Regions from separate parts of the Homo sapiens genome. Here region 2 is linked to region 1. Evidence: chromatin contacts called from ENCODE Hi-C or POLR2A ChIA-PET data. All regions are on one chromosome and are shown on one strand. The core of a region is the stretch at or near the end of the contact, and the rest is flanking DNA. Distances in the headings are between cores, read along the strand shown.

Region 1 (3,589 bases), core at 613-3,112:
GGTGGCCAGGATGAGTCCAGTTGGTGATCCTCTGTTGGGGAACCCATAGACTGACCCTTGAGGCCCCAGCCCATCCAGAACTGGGTTCACAAAGGGAGGTGGCTGGGAGGGCCCCTCATTATCACCAAGAGCCCAGCCCCTGTGTGGAGCCATCTGGCAGGAGGGGTGTCCTTCAGTCAGGCAGGCGGTGGGCCTCGGGTCTCAGAGTGTGACTTGCTCACTGGCTTTTGTTTTCACAGATCCAAGGGGGCGACCCCACAGGCACAGGCACGGGTAGGTACTGGTGCTGGGCCCCTCTCTGGGCACTTTGGCTGCTCCGTGGGGCATGAGGGGGTAGCTGGGCAGGGGTTGTGCACAGCTCAGACATGGAATCTGCTAGACCAGGGTGGAACGACTGGCAGCCATCAGTGCTGTGCCCCCTCAGGCCTGGCCCTCAGTTTTCTCATTTCCAGGTGGCTGTGAGGCCTGCATGGTAGAGGAGGCAAGAGTGTGTGGTCTCTTCCCTGGGCCCCTGGGGTCTGCCTCAGACTGAGGCCAGCCCTCCCTCCTGCAGCCTCTCCAAGCCCCTCAGCCTGGCAGCTGCTTGGGTCCAGATCCCCCAACCTCTGTATTCCCATAGCTTGAGTGATGATGATGGTGGCCTTGACTCTTTAATCCCTGTCCCGGGGCAGGCCCCAGGCGGGGCTGGGGTGAGTGGGCAGCAGCCTGCCTGTTTGGAGGCGTGGGGGCTCCAAGGGACCCAGGAGTTGGTGGCGTGGGGCTGGGAGCCTCCCTATCAAGTGCCCCTGCCCCAGGCTGGGCTCAGCAAGGCCCTGATGCCCCTCGGGACTCTGAGGTTTCTAGTTCTGCCTCGGCTGGGGCCCAGGCTTTCCTGCTCCCATGGGCCTTTCTCTTCCAGGTGGGGAGTCATACTGGGGGAAGCCCTTCAAAGACGAGTTCCGGCCCAACCTCTCGCACACGGGCCGCGGCATCCTCAGCATGGCCAACTCCGGGCCCAACAGCAACAGGTCTCAATTGTGAGTCAGCTGGGCTTGCTGGGGTGGCCTGGGAGGTGAGCCGGCACTCTCTGCGGGTTCTTCCTCTTGGCCCTCTCTGAAGGGTGTGCTGGTTCTGAATCATACCCAGACGGTGTACGGCACACCTAGGCCAAGCATGTGCACCTGCGTTCAAAAGGGGGTCCCCAGAGTGAGTCAGCAGGGAGAGCTGCCCGCACCGGGTGTGTCCTCGAGAGACCAGAAGTCGGGAATTACTGGAGGTCCAGAAGGGCTTCTTGACAGGGACCAGGCATTCGTGTGGGTGCCTGTGGCCAGGCAGTGCTGGGGGAGGTCAGCGTGTGGGAGGGGTTGTGCAGGGCACAGGCTGCACAGGGAGAGGCGCCTGGAGAGACACAGGAGGTCTGGCCCTGGTGCATGTGGGGAGCAGTGTGCAGTCTGGTGGCAGGAGGCAGGGGATGGGGGGCCAGCAGGGCCATGCACACAGGGGCCGGATGCCTGTATTGTGGAAGAACAGAGGTGCCCTTTCCATCCCCAGACAGTGGCCTGATGTTATGTTTCAGTCTTTCAATCGTTTTCTTCACATGGGTCCTGTGACTTCCGGGATAAAGCAACCTCTTAAGGATTTTTTATAGTTTATGATACTTTTGTAAATGGACTTTTTTTTTCCCAACTTTTGGGGATCATTGCTCATGTAGAGAAAAACTACCGTTCATTTTATATCTAGCCACTTTAACAAATTATCTTATAATTCAAAAGTTTTTAAGATTTTTTTGGGTTTTCTAGATAGTCACGCTTATCACCAAAAGCTGGTCTGCTCTCTGCTTCCCTGGTGTGCACATCAGTCACGTCACCGTCACGTCACCGTGGGCCTGATGGGGGAGGAGGATGTGGGCATCTTGCTGTGCTCCACAGAAATCGCTGTTTTGCCTTCTCAGAACATTTGTTGTTGGGCTGTTTTTAGGAGGGTGGCTGACTTTTTAGAGGTTTCTTTGTTAGCATCTACTATGATGATTCTGTCCTTTTTCTGGTCCTCCCGGGATTTGTGGATGTGGCCACTACAAGGCCAGAGTGGATGGGTGTCTCCGTGGCATTCTGGGGTGAACCCTGGCCTGTCGTGGCTTCGCCGTGGCCTTCTGCCAGCTCACTGTCACACGTGGTCTCGGTTGTGTGGACTGGCTCCAGCAGGTTTTGCTGTGACAGGTGTGGCCCCTGCATGTTACGAGCAGGGCTGGCTGTGGCTTTGTGGCCTGGAATGGTTAAAATCACAGGGATGGCCAGGCGTGGTGGCTCACACCTGTAATCCCAGCACTTTGGGAGGCTGAGGTAGGTGGATTGCCTGAGCCCAGGAATTCGAGAGCAGCCTGGGCAACATGGCAAAACCCGATCTCTACAAAAAATAAAAAAAATTAGCGGGGCATGGTGGCGTGCGCCTGTAGTCCCAGCTGCTTGGGAGGGTGAGGTGGGGGGATAATCTGAGCCTGGGAAGTCAAAGCTGCAGTGAGCTAGGATCGCGCCACTGCACTCTATCCTGGGCAGCAGTGAGACCCTGTCTGGAAAAAAAAAAAAAAATCAAACGAGTCAGCTGTGCTTAACAGCTGGGCAAAGGCAGCTGGCAGCTATTCGTGCCACTTCCTTGGGGCTTTCATTTCAGGGTTAACGGGCACTTGTTTCCATGAAGGCTGGTATTCTCTTGGCCTCGCTGTGCTGACCTTTTTTTCTCATGCCTAATCACACTTTCCATTCCTCAGTCCCTTAGTGGTCTTTGAAGGGTTTGTCTGTTTTCACTTCACTTTGAAGGGTTTGTAATTGTTTTCAGTTTCTGTCTTTGCTTCTTCATGGTGCTTTTCCTCCTTCCTCACTTTAATCCATGTGTGTTTCTGATAGCCACGTCTGTCATTTTGAGGGTGCATGTTCCCTCTTCACTGCTTGCTGGTTGTTGGTAGCTTCCCTTTCAATTTCTTCTCAGCCAAGGATTGCCTAGGACTGTTGGTTATTTTCAAGTAGGTTGGGTGCGTGGTTTGTTTTTGTTGTTTGGCAGGGGCCAGGGCAGGGAATCATTTTATTATTTTTTATTTCTCTTTGGCTTAACCAGCCTGTGAAACTGCTGACAGATCAGTTGCCACCTTCTCTTTTTTTTTTTTTTTTTTTTTTTTGAGATGGAGTTTCACTCTTGTCACCCAGGCCGGAGTGCAATGGCGGGATCTCGGCTCACTGCAACCTCTGCCTCCTGGGTTCAAGCGGTTCTCCTGGGATTACAGACGCCCACCACCACACCAGGATAATTTTTTGTACTTTAGTAGAGACAGGGTTTCACCATGTTGGCCAGGCTGGTCTCCAACTCCTGACCTCAGGTGATCCACCCACCTCAGCCTCCCAAAGTGCCGAGATTACAGGCATGAGCCACCACACTCGGCCTTCTTTTCTTATTTCTAGTAGTATTTTGTGCTTTCTTGGACAACTGTTGCCAAAGGTTTGCCTATTTTACCGTATTCAAAGATCATTAGACTTTAATTTGTTACAGCTTTGTTTTCCCTTTTGTGATTCTTGTAATTAAAGATTTTCCAGGAGGAGGCCAGGCGCGGTGGCTCATGCCT
Region 2 (3,589 bases), core at 650-3,149, 46 kb after region 1:
GAGGAACACTGCTCTCAACCTAAAGAAAATAGCTTTATGGTGAGGTATAGCAGCTCAAGCCTGTAATCCCAACACTTCAGGAGGCTGAGGCAGGTGGATCACTTGAGCCTAGGAGTTCAAGACCAGCCTGGGAAACATTAAGTGAGACCCCAGTCTCTACAAAAAAAAATGTAAAGTTAACCAGTCATGGTGGTGTGCACCTGTAGTCCTAGCTACATGGGAGGCTGAGGCAAGAGGATCACTTGGGCTCAGGATGTGGAGGTTGCAGTGAGTCGTGTTTGTGCCACTGCACTCCATCCTGAGCAAGAGTGAGACCCTGTCTCAAACAAAGAAACAAACAGAGAAATGGCTTTATAAATTACAGTGATTCAAAGGTGAAAAGGCTTAATACCCACAGTTTAGTGACAAGAATGCACCCAGGTGTTTTTCATATTGGCAAGTGTACCACAGCAGTGTAGGATGGGGTAAGGATAGGGAGCACTGGGTGTAGGATATATTGGGATTGTCTGTACTATCTTTGCAACCTTTATGTAAATTTAAAGTTTTTCCAAAATAAGAAGTTATTTTAAAAGAAGACTATTGCTCAGATTGGTAATTAAGAGCGCTCAGTTATTATATAAATGCTCAATATGGGCCCAACCCGTAGGGGTTCCCACAAGTAGATGAGACTCTACCCTGTAGGGCCCAAGAGGAAACACCATGAAGGTCCTGGAGATCCTCTTATTCCTCAAACATGCCACTACCATTGCCTCGCAAGAGCCCTGAGGGGGACCAGTGCATGATTGTAAGACAAAATGACATCAGGATTAAGCACAGCTCCTGGCACCTGGCAGGGGCTCAGCAAACATTTGTCACATCTATAGCTTGCTCAGGTGAGGTGCCTGGAAAGTCTCCCCAGTGGTGGTAAACCTAGTCTTGGGACCTGAGTAGGGAATTAGGAGTGTCAGGGGCTGGTGGGTGGGAAGAATAACATTCTTAGCAAAGGAAACATCAGGTTAAGGTGGGTATGTTTTAGATAGAGGAAGAAGAAATGCAACGGAACAGAAAAAGCGTGGGGCGGGGAAATTGATGTCTTCCATGTTCATTATCTGCCTAAAATAGAATCTCAGCCTTTTTTCCATCCTTAGAATTCAGCACATAATTTGGACATCAAAGATGTCAATCAGAGCCAAGCATGGGGGAGGCGGACCCTGTTTAGATCTCTGAAGCTCAGGCTTTTGCAATCTCTGTTAACGAAACCTATGCCACAAGTGGTAAATACCGAGGACGCTCCATTTTAGTCATGATCTTTATGTGGCTACTTGAAAAGCTTTTCCGCCTTTCTGATAAACATTCCTAGGAGACCTCTTTTGCCCTCATTTCCTTGCCCAGTTGAGGCTGTATTTTTTAAGGAAGGAAAATCCAAAAATCAGGGATCTTGTCCATTTTCCCTATCTTTTCACGGCGGGGCGGGAGAAGAGGGACAGCGGGGGAGGTGGAGAGAAGAAACGGCGGGGGAATCAAAGATTAGGCGTTGTTGTCTGTGCCAAAACGGAGTGAGCCCAATATCAACAAATCAAAATCCAAAACGGAACAAAAAAGTCACAGGCCCGCCCTGCTCGCGCCCCCGCCCGCCCGGACGCCCAACAGGTGCTTCCCGGGCCCGCCCGCAGCCACAGTATCCTTGGGTGGCCACAAAGTAACCGCCCGCGCAGCTGCAGCCAGGCCCGCCCGTACTCACGGCCGCTCCGCGGTCCGCGCCCCGGCCCGCAGCGCCCATCCGGCCCGGGCCCCGGTCAGCGCGGGCTCGGCTCTCAGGCGTTCCCGGCGCGGCCCGGGACGCGCTGAGGCCGTTAACGCCTAGGCAGGGCGCGAGGCATCCTCCCGCCGCCGCCCCGCGGGCCGCCTGCCCTTTGTTTTGGAGCCGTAGCCCGGCCCAGACGCCGTTAACAGCCTTGGAGCGCGGCGCCGGCCAATCAGCGCGCCATGTCGCCAGCGCCCCGCCCCCATCCTGCCTCCGTTCCGCCCCGCGTCCCGCCTGCCCCGCGCGCCCCCGCCCCGCGCGCTCCGGGCCAAGGAGCTCCGCCAGCTCGCACCCGGCCGGGACGGGCAGGAGCCCACGTGCCGCGGGGCGCGCCGCACTCCCATTGGCTGACCCGCCGGGCGCGGCCTCGGAGCCAGCCTGTAAGGGCCGAGGGACACGGGGGCGGGGCCGCGCGGGGCGGGGCGAGAGCAGGGGCGGGTTCCGCGAGGAGCGCCGCGCTCGGACGCAGGCTGGCTGGGCAGGGACACTCGGCCGGCGGGGCTGGCGGTGGTGGTCACTCGTTCCTCCGGCTCGCGGGGATGGGCCGAGGGCGTGCAGGGCCCGCAGCTCCAGAGGCTGAGGCGAGCTTGCGCGCAGCCTCCTCGTCCAGCGCCGTGCACGTACCGCCCGTCCGCGCGGTCGGCCGCGTTGTAGGGGACGGACGTGGAGGCCGAGGCGAGCTTGTGTGCGCCTGACCAGGGCCCGCCTTGGCCGGACCCCTCCGCGGCCGGGTCCCCAGAATGCGGTCGTCCGTGCTGTCCCGTCCCCACCACCCTCTCTGAACCCAAGGACCTAACCCCCTAGGACCCCCTCGCCACGGAGGACCCCCCGGGTCTGCGTCTGGCCCCTCGCTCTGCTCCAGGACTGCCGCGTCAGACCCTACAGAAAGCCCCTTCCTCTGGGTAGTGCTCCCGACGCCCCGGCAGCCTGCGCCACCCCCACGCCTCTAATGTCACTGTTTTCTTGGTTCCGTATCCCTTCTTTAAAAAAATATATATTATTTGAAAATAGATATGTATTATTTGAATATATATATTTGAAGGCTGGGTGTGGTGGCTCACGCCTGTAATTCCAGTACTTTGGGAGGCCGAGGCAGGAGGATCATTTGAGCCCAGGAGTTCAAGAGCAGCCTGGGCAACATAGTGAGACACTGTACCAAAAAAAAAAAAAGAAAGAAATTAGGCATGGTGGTGCACACCTGTAGTCCCAGCTACCTGTGAGGCTGAGGCGGGAGGATCACTTGAGCCCAGGAGGTCGAGGCCTCAGTGAGCCATGATCGCGCTACTGCACTCCAGACTGGGTGACAGAGCGAGACCCTTCCTCTTGAACAAAAAAAAAAAAAAAGAAAAGAAAAAAACCAAGAAAACAACAAAACCTCTATTGAGGTCACAATGTATATAACATTGTTATCAGCGTCCTCTGGACGTATTCTCTTGTTTTCTGCAACCCACTGTGTATGTAAAGATCTCTTCAAGTCGCTAAATGTACACCTGACTCATAACTTAGATTGTGGCTGGATGTTGCCTTTTTTTTTTTTTTTTTTTTTTTCCTTGAGACAGGAGTCTCGCTGTGTCGCCCAGGCTGGAGTGCAGTGGTGTGAGCTTGGCTCACTGCAACCTCCTCCTCCTGGGCTCAAGCGATTCTCCTGCCTCAGCCTCCCCAGTAGCTGAGACTACAGTTGCCCGCCACTAGGCCCGGCTAATTTTTGTATTTTTAGTAGAGACGGGGTTTCACCATATTGGCCAGGCTGGTCTCGAATTCCTGACCTCAAGTGATCCGCCTGCCTCGGCCTCCCAAAGTGCTGGG

Evidence for each region. A loop is a pair of places that touch in the nucleus more often than their neighbours do. ChIA-PET counts read pairs that join two places held with the same protein, here RNA polymerase II (POLR2A). Pooled maps may share reads with other maps.
Region 2: a loop to region 1 is called in a map with no recorded cell type, with 3 times the contacts of the local background. The contact joins the promoter of YPEL1 here to the enhancer-like site in region 1. A Hi-C loop is called at or near these places in 3 of 37 single-sample maps with no recorded cell type and 3 of 50 pooled maps. POLR2A ChIA-PET finds 5 or more read pairs at or near these places in 14 of 52 experiments (A549, A673, B cell and 11 more).

Annotation. Positions count from the first base shown.
Region 1 is chr22:21,687,834-21,691,422 of GRCh38, forward strand. It overlaps PPIL2 (peptidylprolyl isomerase like 2), which reads left to right. Exons shown (of 20, transcript NM_014337.4): 14 at 240-273; 15 at 899-1,016. Among named protein-coding and RNA genes, the nearest start is that of PPIL2, 24 kb to the left of the region's middle. RefSeq lists enhancers at 1,161-1,210, 2,476-2,585. Within about 2 kb of position 1,863, at least 4 of the 41 ENCODE cell types and tissues checked have a DNase peak (open chromatin) inside an H3K27ac peak, as active enhancers do.
Region 2 is chr22:21,733,895-21,737,483 of GRCh38, forward strand. YPEL1 (yippee like 1) reads right to left here and starts at 1,900. Exons shown (of 5, transcript NM_013313.5): 1 at 1,721-1,900. RefSeq lists silencers at 1,549-1,598, 1,619-2,468.